3 separate regions of the Homo sapiens genome follow, and all the other regions are linked to region 1. Evidence: chromatin contacts called from ENCODE Hi-C or POLR2A ChIA-PET data. All regions are on one chromosome and are shown on one strand. Each heading gives the region's core, a stretch centred on a gene start or an enhancer-like site at or near the end of the contact. The rest is flanking DNA. Distances are from core to core; before and after follow the strand shown. Region 1 overlaps CHST11 (carbohydrate sulfotransferase 11). Region 2 overlaps TXNRD1 (thioredoxin reductase 1). Region 3 holds the start of NOPCHAP1 (NOP protein chaperone 1).

Region 1 (2,825 bases), core at 105-2,604:
GGCCCCGGAGTTCAAAGGTGGCCAAGATGCCACTTTTGAAAAAAATGTTTTTTGAATGTGTTTTTTGGTTTTGTTTTGTTTTTGTGGTCATTTTCTTAAAAAACCTGGGTGTGGTCAAGAGCACAGCCCCCTGTTTTGACGCTGCATTAGTGGAGGGAATGAGTTTAACGAAGCGGGTGACTTCACCTGGGTCACCTGCCAGGATTCTATCTGGGGTCACAGTTACTTCAATAAAGTGAAGCAGGAACGAGGCAGAGGGGACATGGGCCTTTGTGAGAATGAACGATGGAAACTCTTTGAACTCCTGGGATAGAAAGGCCAAGCTGTCACTAGAGCTGTTCGTGATGGGAGAGTGATTAAAGCTCGTTGGAGTTTCCTGCCTTCTTCTGGCATCAGAACTTTATGCCTGCTCTGTGTTCGGAACCAGTGCAGCTCCGAGTCCTGAGCTTTGACGTGGGAATCAGATTTCCCTGGGCCTGAGTCAGATTCTGGGCCCCACAGAAGTCAGTGGCTCCCATTTGGCTGAGGGGGTTCCCACCGGACCCTTTGCTGGGTAGAAAACACAGCAGCCAAGAAAGATCTGTTGGTCCTTGAGTCAGCTGTTGAGAAATGGAGCCACAGGGGATGCTGGGGGGTTCTCCGAAGCTTGACACCCTGCCTTCAGATCCTGGCATCATCATTTGGCAGGAACACGTGTGGCCTTTCACAAGCAACAGGATTTCTTTGAGCCTCAGCTGTCCCATCTGTAAGATGGACATGGTGTTGCCTTCCCAACTGGCTTGCCCTGAGACTAAATTTGGAAATTGCCAACATTCCTCGAATGCTCCTTATGTGCCAGCTATTGTGGGGAGGGCCTCAGCTCAGCCCCCTCCAAGGCCTGATAGTTTGAAGGCACTGAGGTAGAGGTTTTGTGTCTGTTCCTAGAATTAGGCAGTTTGGTTCCAGAATCAACATCCTTAACCATTAGATGACACTGTCTGTGAAGAGAAAGAAAACTCATGAAAACACAATTCACAACACAATGAGTGTGTGTGTGTGTGTGTGTGTGTGTGTATGTGTCCTTGTGGTTTGCTTATTGAACAAGCATTTCCTGAGCACCTACTTTGTGCAAAGCCATGGAAACATAAAGATGACTAAGGCACAGTTCCCAGCTGCAAGCGGGGAGCTTCCAGACATTTCTATCTTACCTCAGAGCTAGTGATAAGAATAGGTTCCCTCACTCTCACTTCCACCCAGCATGTGCCTTAGCTTACAATTGATAGATTTTTTTAATTCTGTGACCACAGAGCTCTTTGCCAGAAATGGGGGCGGGGGAAATCCATTACCCAGAAGCGGCCCCAGCTCCCCCTTCACAGCCCTCCTTTCTTGTGGGTAGCTGGCATTGCCACGTACAGAGTAACTTGGACGTGACGCTTCACCGTGAAGTCACACTCCTGGCCTGCTGGGAACAGTGGGGCAGCCCTGGAGGAGCCAACCCGATGAATAACGTTATTGGAGGTGTCCATATAAAGAGGACCTTGTGTAAATAAATGATGTGACCCTCCCACCCCCACTTTGGCAGGGCTGCGGAGCTGAGAAAGGGAAGCACAGGAAATGTGTTTATTTTGCCTTTGCTGAGCAGTCGTTCTGAGGGTACACAATGCAACATTAAACCCCAGGGGAGCCTCCTAGGTATGTTAACTCGCCATCTGCATGCTCCCTTTGCTGTGCAAAGAGCACAGAAATGGTTTCCAAGCCTTCTGTTTGGCTCCCACCCACCCTACCTTTTTTCTTTTTTCCTTTTGTCTACTTGGGAAATTTTTGAAGATAAAGTGCAGCAGATGATATAATAAACACTTTTTACTCACCATCCTGAATTCACAAATGTAACATTGTGGCATATTTGCTTCAGATCTTTTATAGATCTGCCTATATAATAGAAATAAACCATCAGGGTCAGGCACGGTGGCTCACGCCTGTAATCGCAGCACTTTGGGAGGCTGAGGCGGGCGGATTACTTGAGGTCAGGAATTCAAGACCAGCCTGGCCAACATGGTGAAACCCCGACTCTGCTAAAAATACAAAAAAAAAAAAAAAAAAAAAAAAACATAGCTGGGCGTGGTGGTGCACACCTGTACACCTGTACTCCCAGCTACATGGGAGGCTGAGGCAGGAGAATTGCTTGAACCGGGAAGGCAGAGGTTGAAGTGAGCCGAGATCACGGTACTGCACTCCAGCCTGAGCAACAGAGTGAGACTCGGTCTCAAAAAAAGAATAAAATAAAATAAACAAACCATCACCAAGGTAGAAATCTCTTTTGAATCTCCTCTTCTCCCCTTCATCCCTGCCTCTCAACCTCTTATGAATTTACAATATAAATTCCAGTGTTTGTTTTATACTGTGACTCCTATATCTGGACCCAGATACAATATGCAACACAGGTTTATGTTTTCATAATTTATGTAGGTGCTATCATACTGAATATATTACTCTTCAATTTGCCTGTTCTGTACAACTATGTGTTTTGATGTCCAGCCCTGTGGATCCCTCAGTCTGTTCCAATTACTGTATCATGTTCCATCATATGATTATATTGCATTCTATTTATGTATCTACCTATAGGTAGACAGATAAATTGCTTCCATTTTTTTATCATTATGAATAACATTGATCAAAGCATCCTGGTGCATGTCTGCCTTCAGATGCACAAGTATAAGTGTGTCCCTATAGTGTGTGTCTCAGGACACCCGCCAGCAGTGGATGGGGACCCCGATTTCCCTGGGTCCTCCTCACTGCTTCGTGTTGACATATTGTGATAGTTAATTTTTTGTGACAATGTGACTGGA
Region 2 (2,825 bases), core at 212-2,711, 480 kb before region 1:
TGGCCCAATCATAGCTCATTGCAGCCTCAACCGCCTGGTCTTAAACAATCCTCCCACCTCAGCCTCCTGTGTGGTAAAGTGTGCCACCAAGCCCAGCTAATTTTTTTACATTTTGTAGAGATGAGGTCTTGCCATGTTGCCCAGGCTGGTCTCAAACTTCTGGGCTCAAGTGATCTTCCCACCTTGGCCTCCCAGAGTGCTGGGATTACAGGTGTGAGCCACTGTACCCAGCCTAGATATTTTTCTATACACATACATATATACATAATGATGATTATTATTTTTCTAGAGATGGGTCTCACTCTGTTGCCTAGATTAGAGTGCAGTGGCATGAATCATAGCTCACTGAAACTGAACTGCTGGGCTCAAGTAATCCTCCTGCCTCAGCTTCCTGAGTAGCTAGGATTACAGGGACACACCACCATGCCTAGCCTCAATTTTAAATTTTTTGTAGAGATAGGTCTCACTAAGCAACAGCCCCATCTGATCTCGAACACCTGGCCTCAAGTGATCCTCCTGCCTCAGCCTCCCAAAGTATACTGCACCAGGCCCATATTATACATAACTATTGACATTAAAAATGTTCTTTTGTGTGTCACCTACAAACACTCTAGAAGCCACCTTCCTTAAGTACCATATGATCTCTAAGTTCCTTCTCAAATTAAAATTATGTGGTTAAGTTTCAAGAAACTAATTTCTTAATGATGCAGAAGGTTTTGCTTGAATGACTCTTCAACCGAGCATCTATTATTTATCAGGCACTGGGAACTCAGGGATAAACAAGGCATGATCTCAGTCCTTGAACATAGAGTCTCGTGGAGAAGAATGGCGTAGAAAATGCAGTGTCATGATGTGTAATCATAAAAGTAGATGGGTACACACCACTTCAGGAGAATGGCAGAGGGAGTTAACATCTTGGCACTTAGCATTTAGTATTTCTTCTGTAACACACATTCCATTCTATTTTAATGAGCTTGCAAACATTTTTCCTGCTGGATTTTTGAGGATCAGGAATGTGTTTTGTTCACTATCTTATCTCCTACAGTCCTTGGCATACTGCCCTACAAATCAGTAAATGTGTTTATATGACTCATATGGCAAAAGGCAATTTTTTTTTTTTTAATAAGTGAGGAATGTTCCAAAAGCCAATGCTATTAACATTGACCAGCTTCTTCTAGTAAGGAGAGGAGACAGTATTTTTTCAAAGTGCGGTCCTAAGACCACCTGCAAGAGAATTAATTACATGCTGGGAATGTGTAGATTAAAAACTCATTTTCCTGTTCTCCATTTCAGACCTACTAAATCAGCCTCAGAGTGAAGGAAGCTTCATTTTTGGTGTCTCAAGTGATTCTATTTGAACCAAGGCCTGAGAACACTGCAGTGAGGTGTTTAGGCCAGCGTCAAATCACCTATTTCTGGGCAGAGGTGCCTATCCTTAGCAATGGGGCTGAGGCTGGGGTGGAGGTTGCTACTGCAGATCACTGAGGCTGATAAGGGTGAGTCAGATGCCCCAAGAGGAAATTGAAAGCTTTGGAATGGAACCAAAGATCGTGACTGACATGCAGTCATGCAATCTGCAATCAGAAGTTAGTATTACACGATGCGCTAGATAATTGTAGAGTAATCTTGCTTTTTGTTGATTTTAACCAGGTAATTTAAAGTCATTACTCATTATTTGGATTTTCACATTTGAATGTTTACTCTTTGTATTAATGTGTACTGAGTATTTAAAGCTTTTAAATTAGCTTTTTTAAAAAGTGTATTTTAGGCCAGGTGCGGTAGATCATGCCTGTAATCCCAGCACTTTGGGAGGCCAAGGCGGGTGGATCATCTGAGGTCAGGAGTTCGAGACCAGTCTGGCCAACATGGTGAAACCCCATCTCTACTAAAAAAATACAAAATTAGCTGGGCGTGGTAGCACACACCTGTAATCCCAGCTACTCAGGAGGCTGAGGCAGGAGAATTGCTTTAATCCAGGAGGCAGAGGTTGCAGTGAGCTGAGGTCGTGCCATTGCACTCCAGCCTGGGTGATGAGAACGAAACTCCGTCTCCAAAAAAAAAAAAACGGTGGGGGGGAGGCGGTATTTTAGATTTACAGTTGGATTAAATCCTTGAAAGAACTCAAAAGAAGGAATTAATCTGTTAATGCCTTTTCTTTACCTTCATAAAACATCAGGGAATATTTCATGAATATTCCTTATATCCTACTTTCTAGCTCTGAGCATTACTTTGCTGGTAGAAACTAGTCTACATGTATATAACTATAAATGACTATCACAAATCACTCTTTGATGTTAAAAACAAACTATCTGGCTGGTTGTGGTGGCTCATGCCTGTATTCCTGGCACTTTGGGAGGCCCAGCTGGGAGGATTGCTTGACACCAGGAGTTCAAGACCAGCCTGGGCAACAAAGTGAGCCTCAGTCTCTGCAAAAACAAATAGCTGGGCATGGTGGCGTGCGCCTGTTAGTCACACCTGCTCAGGAGGTTAAGGTGGGAGGATCGCATGAGCGTGGGAGGTCGAGGCTGCAGTGAGCCATGATCAGGCTACTGCACTCCAGCCTGGGTAACAGAGGGAGACCCTGTCTCAGAAAAACAGCAACAAATCTACCTGTTGGGTTTTTCGTTTGTTTGGATTTTTATTTTATTTTATTTTATTTTGAGACGGAGTTTCACTCTTGTTGCCCAGGCTGGAGTGCATTGGCATGATCTTGGCTCACTGCAAACTCCATCTCCTGGGTTCAAGCGATTCTCCTGCCTCAGCCTCCCAAGTAGCTGGGATTACAGGCATGCACCACAACGCCCGACTAATTTTGTATTTTTTGT
Region 3 (2,825 bases), core at 82-2,581, 290 kb after region 1:
AAATGGGTAAAGGAGTTGAATAGTCATTTCTCCAAAGAAGATATATAAATGGCCAACAAGCCCATGAAAAGGTGTTCAGCATCACTAAATCATTAGAGAAATGCAAACCAAAACTTCAAGATATCACTTCACACTCACTGGGATGCTCACTGTCAAAAAGAAAGAAGCAACCAAACAGAAAAAGGAAATATTGACAAGGATGTGGAGAAATTGGAACTCTTGTGCACTGTGGGAATGTAAAATGGTGCAGCCACTATGAAAAACTATACGGAGGCTTCACAAAAACCTAAAAAGTAGAATTACCCTATTATCCAGTAATCCCATGTCTGGGTATGTATCCCAAAGCATTGAAAAGCAGGGTCTCTAAGAGATATTTGTACCACCATGTTCATTGCAGCAGCGTTCACAATGACCACGAGGTGGAAGCAACCAGCACGCCTGTTGAGAGATCAATGGTAAGAAAATGTGGTATATACATACAATGGCATATTATTCAGGCTTAAAAAAGAAGAGAATCCTGTTATGTGCTACAACATGTCTAAACCTTGAGGGTATTATTTTAAGTGAAATTAGTAACAAAAAGGCAAGTACTGTATGATTCCACCTACATAATGTATCTGAAGTAGTCAAGCTCATAGTAACAGAAAGTAGAACGATGGTAGCTGGGCATGATGGCTCACGCCTGTAATCCCAGCACTTTGGGAGGCCAAGGTGGGTGGATCTCCCGAGGTCAGGAAATCAAGATCAGCCCGGCCAACATGGTGAAAACCCGTCTCTATACAAAAATACAAAAATTAGCCGGGCGTGGTAGTGTGCACCTGTAATCTTAGCTACTTGGGAGGCTGAGGCACCAGCCTGGGCGACAGAGCAAGGCTGTTTCAAAAAGAAAGAAACAAAGAAGAAAGTAGAATGGTGGTTACCAAGGGACTGGAGTAGGGGTAAATGGGTATAAGGTTTCAGTTTTGCAAGATGAAAATGATCTAGAGGTCTGCCACCACTGAATTGTACAACTAAAAATGGTTAAGATGGTAGATTTTGTTACGTGTTTTTTCACCAATTAAAAAAAAATTTAATAAAAAAGGATAAAGAGGAGGGAAGCCTAATGTTATGCTCTTTATGCCCGAATTTGGCGAAATCGAGCCTTGCCCGCTGTTTTTTCCTATGACAGTGTCTGAACCTTTCTTTTTCCCAGGAGTAGGAATGGCCCCTGCTCCCGCGCAGCCTCCAGGCTGCACCACGCTCGCCCCGCCTCTCTCTCCGCTCCTTACTCCGCCCACCGCAGTTTCCTCCAATCGCGGCCCTCTCCCCGCCCCCTTACCCGAGCCTTTTTCCTGCATCCGGGCCTGAGAGTGCAGGCTTGAGGGAAGCATGGAGGTCCATGGCAAGCCCAAGGCTAGCCCGAGTTGTTCGTCGCCCACCCGGGATTCCTCAGGAGTCCCAGTGTCCAAGGAGCTGCTGACGGCGGGAAGCGACGGCCGCGGAGGTGACGGACGGGTGACGGCGGCATGGGCCGCACACGTGCGGCAGAGGAGGCGCGGCCGGTGCAGTTTGGGAGCCGGCCGGTGGCTCCCTGCCCGGGCTCCGTACCCTCGAGGGGAGCCCCGGGGACTGCTGCGGGGCTCCGGCGTGCCCTGCCCGCGGCAGGGGTGGGGGCTTTGGGGCGGGCACCCGGCTGCGGGCCCGGAATGGTTTCCCCAGCTAGTGGTTCTTATATTCTGCAAGGTAGTGAGCGCCCACCCTGCCAGGCGCCGCTGCCAGGCATCTGCCCTGCCCTGGAAGCTGGGAAGCTCTCGAGTTCTTTTGGGGAAGGGAGGGCTTTTGGTTTGGCTGCCTGGGTCGGAGCAGTTGGCTGATAGGGGGAAGCGGAGTAATATTATGCTAACAGTCCCTACCTCTTTCACACCCACACAGACCACCCCTTAGTGCTGCTGTCTTGTAGAGGGAGACATGCATCCAGGAAATCCACACAGCATTTCAGACACTATAGGTAGAATTTAAAAGCACGAGTTCGAATCCCAGCTCCACTAGTAATTAACTGGTGGGACTTAGAGTTATTTTCATTCCCTAAGCCTCAGTTTTTGCATTTGGAAAATGGTGATAGTAGTAATGCCTGTAGAATTTTTGTGAGGAGGAGAATGCCTAAAAAGGCTTGGGCATGTTGTCAGTAAATACTAGCTTGAAGAAAAGGTTTTGTGAGAACCCAGAGATTCCGAAGGAAGTATAATAATGATAACCAAAGCTTATGTAGTCCTTACTATGTATGCCCCAGAAACTAACTCATCTAATCCTCACAACAACCCTTTGCAGAAAATCTGTTATCTCTGTTTTATAGTTGAGGAACCTGAGACATGATTTATCATACAGGTAATTTACCTTCTGGAGATCATGTGGCTAGAAAGTAGCAAAACTGGGACTTGAATTCAAGTAGTCTGGCTCCAGACTCTGTGCTCTGATCACGAATCCAGTAGGCCTTAAGTAGTAGGCATTCAATGGATGTTTGTTGCGGCTCTGCTTTGCAGGTGAACAGGATTTGTTTTTTAACCAGAGAGTTAAGGGATTTTCCGGGTATTAGAAATAGGGTGTGCAAAGCCTTGAGTTTTGTACGTTCCCCTCTTGGAACTCTGATGGGATAGAGAGTTGGGATGATTTGAGTAGTGAGAAATGAGGCTGGAAAGGTAGAGTGGGTGACAAAATCCCCAAAAGGCTGCTTTCCTTGGGTTGAACGTCTTCAGGGAAGGGGAAATACCAGGCAAGCATGTTTTACTAATGAAGAAACAAATGCTTGAAGATCAGGTAAGTTGCCCAGTGTTACACAACTAGTAACC

What was found. A loop is a pair of places that touch in the nucleus more often than their neighbours do. ChIA-PET counts read pairs that join two places held with the same protein, here RNA polymerase II (POLR2A). Pooled maps may share reads with other maps.
Region 2: a pooled map shows a loop between it and region 1 (15-fold over the local background). The contact joins two enhancer-like sites. A Hi-C loop is called at or near these places in 1 of 37 single-sample maps with no recorded cell type and 11 of 50 pooled maps. POLR2A ChIA-PET finds 5 or more read pairs at or near these places in 2 of 52 experiments (WTC11 and activated CD4-positive, alpha-beta memory T cell).
Region 3: a loop to region 1 is called in a pooled map, with 2.7 times the contacts of the local background. The contact joins the promoter of NOPCHAP1 here to the enhancer-like site in region 1. A Hi-C loop is called at or near these places in 9 of 37 single-sample maps with no recorded cell type and 12 of 50 pooled maps.

Annotation. Positions count from the first base shown.
Region 1 is chr12:104,694,422-104,697,246 of GRCh38, forward strand. The region is part of intron 2 of CHST11 (carbohydrate sulfotransferase 11); the gene reads left to right. Among named protein-coding and RNA genes, the nearest start is that of MIR3922, 100 kb to the left of the region's middle. RefSeq lists an enhancer at 1,301-1,440. Within about 2 kb of position 1,355, at least 8 of the 41 ENCODE cell types and tissues checked have a DNase peak (open chromatin) inside an H3K27ac peak, as active enhancers do.
Region 2 is chr12:104,218,675-104,221,499 of GRCh38, forward strand. The region is part of intron 1 of TXNRD1 (thioredoxin reductase 1); the gene reads left to right. Among named protein-coding and RNA genes, the nearest start is that of TXNRD1, 4.3 kb to the left of the region's middle. RefSeq lists an enhancer at 772-916 and a cis regulatory region at 839-849. Within about 2 kb of position 1,462, at least 18 of the 41 ENCODE cell types and tissues checked have a DNase peak (open chromatin) inside an H3K27ac peak, as active enhancers do.
Region 3 is chr12:104,984,985-104,987,809 of GRCh38, forward strand. It overlaps NOPCHAP1 (NOP protein chaperone 1), which reads left to right and starts at 1,332. Exons shown (of 4, transcript NM_152318.3): 1 at 1,332-1,483. The coding sequence starts at 1,369. It overlaps LOC105369952 (a long non-coding RNA gene), which reads right to left and starts at 1,386. Exons shown (of 2, transcript XR_007063436.1): 1 at 1,319-1,386. RefSeq lists enhancers at 986-1,498, 1,499-2,009 and a silencer at 1,562-1,811.